Linked DNA regions of Homo sapiens: regions 1 and 2 are each linked to region 3. A link is a loop called in an ENCODE intact Hi-C map of the cell type or tissue named here. Cell type or tissue: endothelial cell of umbilical vein. All regions are shown on one strand.

What was found. A loop is a pair of places that touch in the nucleus more often than their neighbours do. Peaks named below come from ENCODE experiments on the same cell type or tissue, not always from the same donor. Only the 100,000 strongest peaks of a DNase experiment are listed, where the experiment ranks them.
Region 1: a loop joins it to region 3, with 9 times the contacts of the local background. A loop is called at or near these places in 91 of 110 quality-filtered maps.
Region 2: a loop joins it to region 3, with 8 times the contacts of the local background. A loop is called at or near these places in 24 of 110 quality-filtered maps.

The regions. Positions count from the first base shown.
Region 1 is chr11:75,240,277-75,242,776 of GRCh38, forward strand. TPBGL (trophoblast glycoprotein like) reads left to right here and starts at 498. Exons shown (of 1, transcript NM_001195528.2): 1 at 498-2,500. The coding sequence starts at 774. The coding sequence ends at 1,922. RefSeq lists silencers at 1,404-1,653, 1,784-1,863. In endothelial cell of umbilical vein, a CTCF peak has its summit at 1,525 (motif pointing left); a DNase peak (open chromatin) is centred at 1,535; H3K4me3 peaks cover 1,034 bases; H3K27me3 peaks cover 881 bases.
Region 2 is chr11:75,203,976-75,206,475 of GRCh38, forward strand. It overlaps SLCO2B1 (solute carrier organic anion transporter family member 2B1), which reads left to right. Exons shown (of 14, transcript NM_007256.5): 14 at 425-2,500. The coding sequence ends at 605. TPBGL-AS1 (TPBGL antisense RNA 1) reads right to left here. Exons shown (of 6, transcript XR_950308.4): 6 at 2,063-2,500. Among named protein-coding and RNA genes, the nearest start is that of TPBGL-AS1, 20 kb to the right of the region's middle. In endothelial cell of umbilical vein, a CTCF peak has its summit at 1,163 (motif pointing left); a DNase peak (open chromatin) is centred at 1,126.
Region 3 is chr11:74,928,767-74,931,266 of GRCh38, forward strand. It overlaps XRRA1 (X-ray radiation resistance associated 1), which reads right to left. Exons shown (of 19, transcript NM_001378157.1): 6 at 1,534-1,606. It overlaps LOC107984352 (a long non-coding RNA gene), which reads left to right and starts at 2,355. Exons shown (of 3, transcript XR_001748295.2): 1 at 2,355-2,500. In endothelial cell of umbilical vein, a CTCF peak has its summit at 1,148 (motif pointing right); a DNase peak (open chromatin) is centred at 1,155; H3K27ac peaks cover 701 bases.

The DNA.
Region 1 (2,500 bases), 310 kb after region 3:
GGGGTGGTGACACAGCCAGGTCTAATGGAACTAGGGTCGCAGAGGAGGAAGCAGAGACTGGGGATTTTCCAGTCTCTCTGCCTTAGGAAGAGGCCGGAAAATGAGTAACTTTCTCAGCCCACCCCTCATCCCTTCCTCCGGTAGTAGGAGCAGCTCTAAAGTCCTCCCCAACCCCCGAATTCTCCCTGGTGGTGACCCACCTGCCTGCTCTCCGCAGTCGGGCCCCGCCCCACACGTGCTGGAGAAGGAGGAGGAAGGACCCAGCTTAAATGTTGGGGGTGGAGGAGGAGGAAAACCAAGTCGGAGCCTCCAGGAGCCAAACTTCTCGGCAGCCCGGAGGGGCGGGGGCGGAGAGGATGAAGAGAAAGCGCAGCAGCCGACAGCCCTGATTCTCGGGAGCCTCCCACCCCGCCTCCCACGGCGAGGAGGGCGCGGAGACTCCGCTGGGGGCGGAGGACGAGACCGGGAGGCGGGGAGGGGGGAGGCAAACCCTGCCCACTCGGCTCGGAGCCCGGAGCGGCCGCGGAAGCCGGAGGCCGGCGCGCAGGGCGAGGGCACCGGGGGCGGGGGGCTCCGCTCCCCGTCTGACCCCTCTTGCCCCCGGCCAGTCAGCCAGTAAGTGCGGCTCCTCAGACTTTCGAGACAGCGAACGGACCGACCGGGACTGCCAGCCGCTCCGGGTCAAGGACTCGCCCCACCCGTGCCCCCCACCAGGCGCTCCCAACTCACTGGTGAGCGCGGCGGCCCGGGCGCTGGATGCGGGGGCGGCCGCGATGGCCCCGCGCGCGGGACAGCCGGGGCTCCAGGGGCTGCTGCTCGTGGCGGCGGCGCTGAGCCAGCCCGCGGCACCCTGCCCCTTCCAGTGCTACTGCTTCGGCGGCCCCAAGCTGCTGCTGCGCTGCGCGTCGGGAGCCGAGCTCCGCCAGCCTCCGCGGGACGTGCCGCCCGACGCGCGCAACCTCACCATCGTAGGCGCCAACCTGACGGTGCTGCGCGCGGCCGCCTTCGCCGGCGGGGACGGGGACGGCGACCAGGCGGCGGGCGTGCGCCTGCCGCTCCTGAGCGCGCTGCGCCTCACGCACAACCACATCGAGGTGGTGGAGGACGGCGCCTTCGACGGGCTGCCCAGCCTGGCGGCGCTCGACCTCAGCCACAACCCGCTGCGCGCCCTGGGCGGCGGCGCCTTCCGCGGGCTGCCCGCGCTGCGCTCGCTGCAGCTCAACCACGCGCTGGTGCGCGGCGGCCCCGCGCTGCTGGCCGCGCTGGACGCTGCGCTGGCACCGCTGGCCGAGCTTCGCCTGCTGGGCCTAGCGGGCAACGCGCTGAGCCGTCTGCCGCCAGCCGCCCTGCGCCTGGCGCGCCTGGAGCAGCTGGACGTGCGCCTCAACGCGCTGGCCGGCCTGGACCCCGACGAGCTGCGCGCGCTGGAGCGCGATGGCGGCCTCCCCGGGCCGCGCCTGCTGCTCGCCGACAACCCCCTGCGCTGCGGCTGTGCCGCACGCCCCCTGCTGGCCTGGCTGCGCAACGCCACGGAGCGCGTGCCCGACTCGCGGCGCCTGCGCTGCGCCGCCCCGCGGGCGCTGCTAGACCGGCCGCTACTGGACCTGGACGGGGCGCGGCTTCGCTGCGCGGACAGCGGCGCCGACGCTCGCGGAGAGGAGGCGGAGGCCGCCGGCCCGGAGCTGGAAGCCTCCTACGTGTTCTTCGGGCTGGTGCTGGCACTCATCGGCCTCATCTTCCTCATGGTGCTCTACCTAAACCGCCGCGGCATCCAGCGCTGGATGCGCAACCTGCGCGAGGCGTGCCGGGACCAGATGGAGGGCTACCACTACCGCTACGAGCAGGACGCCGACCCGCGCCGCGCGCCCGCGCCCGCCGCGCCCGCGGGCTCCCGCGCCACCTCCCCGGGCTCGGGGCTCTGAGCGGCGCCCCCGGGCTCGGGGCTTCCCTTGCCTGGCCCGAAGCCGTGGAGATGAGACACCCGCGAGCCCCGAGCTCTGAGACCTTCCCCTGACTCGGAGGCGCTAAGCCGTACCCTCTCGTTCCCGCCTCCGAGAGCTCCCACCGTCAAAGACCCAGAGATAGCCGGTCCGAATCCAGAAACCCCGCCTGCCCACCCTAGTTTCCGAAACCTCCCTCCTGAACCACTGAAAGTCCGTTCCCCGTCTCGGAGCTCACACAGAGAATCTGTCCTTCAAGGCCAAAGCTCTGAGACTTGCCCCCAGCACCCTGTGCTTGGAGCTCCGACACCCGAGACTGCACTGACCTCCCTCGCCAGCTCGGAGCCCTCAGTCCCCTCCGGGGCTTGAGGGCCCTTCCATCCCATTCTGGACTCGAAGCACAGCACCCCCATCAGAATGGTTTTGTGGATTTTGAGCCCTTTGTCCCATCCCAGAGCTCAGAGCCCTCCATCCTGCATGGAGGCCCAACCCTGGGGCTCTGAGGATTGGGCACCCTCCCCTCATCTAAGAATATATTTCATACCCCTGCCCCCCCTTCA
Region 2 (2,500 bases), 280 kb after region 3:
GAGGTGAGGAGGGCACAGTTTCTGTGGGCTGGGACTGTCCACAGGGGGCTTCCTAGAAAAGGAAAAGTCAAACAAGGGCTTTGATAGTTAAACAGGGGAGAGGGAATCCGTTTGTTCTTGTGGCAGGTGGCGCAATATAAAATTGCACTTGTCAGGCCCCCTGAGCCCTTGGGCTCGGAGAGAGGCAGGGCCAGGCCAGGCCACAGAGCAGAGTCCAGGACAGGGCGATGAAGATGGCCAGGCCTCTGCTCCCACCCAGGGCTCCTCTGCAGAGCCTCTCCCCCTCCTCCAGGGAAGAGCCACAGCAGAGGTCAATGTCTCCCTGAGGCCTCAGTATCTCTGATTTCACAATGAGTGATGACTGCTGACGTCCATGCCCTGGCCTGGCAGCTCTTGAGTTCAAGGGTCCCCATTCTTTCCCCAGGTTCATCGGCCTCCAGTTCTTCTTCAAAACAGGTTCTGTGATCTGCTTCGCCTTAGTTTTGGCTGTCCTGAGGCAGCAGGACAAAGAGGCAAGGACCAAAGAGAGCAGATCCAGCCCTGCCGTAGAGCAGCAATTGCTAGTGTCGGGGCCAGGGAAGAAGCCAGAGGATTCCCGAGTGTGAGCTGTCTTGGGGCCCCACCTGGCCAAGAGTAGCAGCCACAGCAGTACCTCCTCTGAGTCCTTTGCCCAAGATTGGGTGTCAAGAGCCCTGTGTTCCATTCTGGCTCCTCCACTAAATTGCTGTGTGACTTCAGGCAAGACATTGATCCTCTCTCAGCCTTTGCTTGCTAGTCTGAACCAAAGAGTTGTTTGGGCATTTGCTGTGTTGGCCATTTCTGGAGCAAGAGGGTCTTCTTCCTCCTTCCCCCAGCCAGCCAGCTGTCCTGGGGCCAGGCTTTCCTGGGTGGAAAGAAGTATACCTTTCCCTGGGGCCCTAGGATAGCAAAGTGAGCCATAGTGGGCCAGGCTGCCCTCCATGCTGGGCCCCAGCCCAGGTCTGCACTCGCCTGGATCACCTTCTTTGAGCCTTAGCCATCTCCTGTCAGGTAGGAATGAACTTGCCAGCCTTCAGGCTCGTTCAGCTATGACCATCTGTGCGGTCAGGGTACACTCAGCTCTCCTCCCCAACTCCAGCAGCCTTTAAGAAGTGTCCCTTTGGCGCCCCCTGGAGGCAGAGCACTGAGCTGGACCCTGGGTAGACTCCCACAGGGAGGACGGAGCTGGCCTCAGGAGTGGGACACCCAGACTTGGCAGGGCCTTCAAGAGGCCTGTGTGGGGGCCCCAGGAATCCTTAGCTGAAGCGGGGAGACTCACTCTCCATCTCAGGAAATTCTAGCCCTTGCCCTCAGGGAGCCACGGTTGAGGGTGAGGCCCAACACCTGCCTTAGGGCCCTGGGTGGGCAAGTCTGGGCCCTGGGGTAGGGAGGGAGACTCAGGCCCACACTTGGGTATTTTCTAATTTCAGACAAACACACACTCAGCGCGCACTCACTGATTCCTACACATTGCCAAGATTTCACACATGTGACCAGGGGCCACCAAAGTCCCTGTGACCTTTGTGACTAGGATCCTAATTTCTCTATTTTCTCCTGGGTGCCTGGGTCTGTGTCACCTGGGGCAGTGTGGATAATGTTTAGTTCTGTGACACTGTTTTTTGGGGGTGGCACCTGGTTCTCCGATGCCTGGGCTGGTGTCAGGCCCAGGACTGTAGTGCTGGGAGCAGTAAAGCTCAGCTCTGTGTAATGAGTGATGCTATGGCTTGCTCGTGTCTTATGATCCAATCCTTTTCTACATCAGCCCTTGTTTTGTTTTATGGCTAGTCTTATCTGGCCTGGTTATTTCCTTGCGGGGAGGAGAGGGTTTGCTAATCTGCTCCCAGCCCAACCTATTACCACCCCACCTCGCTGGGACCTACTGCTCGGGAGGCAGCAGACAGGGAGCCACCAGCAGTGGCTTCCTGGCCCTGTGCTGGGGGTGGGGGGAAGCTGGGGGCACATGTGGCCCTTGCCTTCTGAGCAGCTCCCAGTGCCAGGGCTTTGAGACTTTCCCACATGATAAAAGAAAAGGGAGGTACAGAAGTTCCAATTCCCTTTTTATTTTGCTGGTTGGTATCTGTAAATGTTTAATAAATATCTGAGCATGTATCTATCAACGCCAAGAATTTCAAAGTCTCCTTCAACAATATGAGGCTTTTAGGATGTTTATATTCCTTCATCCCTCTTGTTTCCCAGGTTTTGCAGGGAAAAAAAGTCTGGAATTATAGATACAGCTTATTATTAAATTTGTTCTTGCATAATGTCTCTTCTATTACAAAAATTCTTTCTTCATAAACTGCATTAGAGGTTTGCAACAACCACATCATTTCCATTAACTTAGATTTAGGTTTTACTGGATTCATTGCTCACCATTATTGCTTGTATATTACATCTTTTCCAATCTTTATATTCTGGTCTAATTTTTGTTTGAGTGTCTTCGTCTACTAATGGTTTCAAAAATGGAATAAGGTCATGAGGATTT
Region 3 (2,500 bases):
GTGTTACTATAGAATAATTTCCTGGAAGTAAAGCTACTAGATTAAAGGCAATGACTACTTTAAATTTTAAGAAACATTACCAAATTACCTCCAAGATGCTACACCAATGACTATACTTCCACAGTTCAATGCAAGAGTATCCATCTCCCTACCAATGCTGGCTGTCATCAGCCCTTTTCACTCCTGCCAATATTTGACAGGCAGAAAACAGTATCTTGATCCACTGTAATTATTAGTGAGGTTGAACACCTTTTCATATACCTATTGGCCTTTGTATTTCCAGCCCAAGCTCCTGACAGACCACCCTGTCTCCTAAAGGGCAGGGACCTCATCATATGCTTCTTTGAAAACAATCTTCAAACTCAATGCAACAAAACTGAACTTATCCTATTTCCCTCTGACTTGCCTTTTCTCTAATGTGCCCTATCTCAATGAAATGCCCCTTGATTCCTCCCTCTCCCTACATCCCTATCAGTCTATCAACTACCAAGTCCTGTGGTTTCTACTCCTCCTAAATCTCTGTCTGTCTCTCTCTCTCTCAATCCTCTGCACCCTTCTTGTCACAATCCTGGCTCAGGCCTCATCTCCCCTCCCCTGAAAACCTGAAATAATCTCCCAGGTTTCCTGGCCTCCACCTTCTTCTTCTCTTATAATCCACTCTCCTCACAGCTGCCACTGAGCTTCTCTATTTAAAACCCTTCCAAGACTCTCTTTTGCCTGCAGCATTAAGTCCAATTCACTCCCGGTCCTTGATAATCCAGTCGCTGCCAATCTGTCTAGTTTCAATTGTCCCCCACATGCTTCCCTTGCAAGCATACAAAACCTCTTCAGTCTTCCTGATCAGACAATGCCATTCCACATCTGCTCCAGCAGCCGGAAATGCCTTCTTACCTTCTAGTTCCTGAATCACTCCTATTCATTTTTCTGGTCTCAGCTTAGGTGCTCCTCTTCTCAGTTCCTCCTGACACTCTGGCCTGGCTTGAAGTCCCACGTATATGCTTGCATAGTATTTCCTGATTCTCTCTTTCACTGCTCTCCCCTCATCCTGACCTAACTATCTGTATCTGAGTCCATCTCTCTCACCAAACCATGAGCTCACCAGAGCAGGACTGTATGCACTCATTTCTAAAAGCCAAGTATTCACACAGTCCTAATATCCAGCAGGGGTCGCTGTGGACTTGCTGAATAAGAAGGCTTTATGCTCCTACAGGAGTACTTTACAGGCTTAGAAACATTTTTATACACCCATCTCATATGAGCCTGCAAGGTATCCTGCAAGGGGAGGAAAAAAAGAAGGGAATTATCTCCATTGACAGATAGAGAAGTAGAAGATCACAGAAAAATGTTCTAAGTAGGTAGCGCCAGAGCAGGACTGGAATCGAGGTCTTTGTGCTCTCCAGCACCCAGCCTATTGTACTCCAAAAAAGAGATGTGTGGCCAATCATAGATGGTTGGACAGACAAATCCTAACACACGTGAATGGCTGTGCTGGCTAAGAGGAGGAAGAGAGCTTTCAAGAAAGAAAAAGCTTACCTAGAGGCAGCAGGTTTTCTGAGGCATTGATATAAATCACAGAATGAAAATGCTTGAAGTCATTTTCCTTGGCCTGTAGGAAAGCATTTCAGAAAAAAAAAAAAATCCACAAGATTAGTTCCCTGCCTAGAAGCCTTGCTGAAGCTTCAGGGCCACTGTCAGAAGAAACAAAGACCTAAAGGAATAAGGGACATCCCTAGCACAGGAGCAGACACTTGAGTGCTGTAAGGGTTTTCCTGCTTTTTTTCCACTATGAAACATTTCAAATGTACAGAAAAGTATACGGAATGACACTCTGAAGACCCATATAACCACTATCCAGAGGTAAGTATTTAATACAGCTGAATATTTTGCTGTCTTTGCTTTAAATAAATTTCCTTAAAGAAAATATTATATAGGGTGAACCACCACCATTACCACCCCTGTCCATGTATCCCCTCACTAATCCCATAACAGCTATCCTGAATTGGAGACTATCATTCCCATACTCAATAGTTTTTGTGTGTTTGTTTGTTTGTTTTTGAGACAGGGTCTCACTTCCATTGCCCAGATTGGAGTGCAGTGACACAATCTTGGCTCACTGCAGCCTCAACTTCCCCAGCTCGGGTGATCCTTCCACCTCAGCCTCTTGAGTATCTAGGACTGCAGGCACACGCCACCAAGACTGGCTAATTTTTTTGTATTTTTAGCTGAGATGGGGTTTTGCCATGATGCCCAGGCTGGTCTCGAACTGCTGCGCTCAAGTAATCCGCCTGCCTCAGCCTCCCAAAGTGCTAGGATTACAGGCGTGAGCCACTGCACCCAGCTCCCATATCTTTTTTTATGCTTATACGTGTGTGTGTGTGTGTGTGTATCAACTATATATAATGCTAGATACAGGTAGTAAAACTTTACGTTAAATGCAACAATATTTTAGGTATCATTCTGCAACCTGCCTTTTCACTCAACACTGTTTTTGAGAATTACC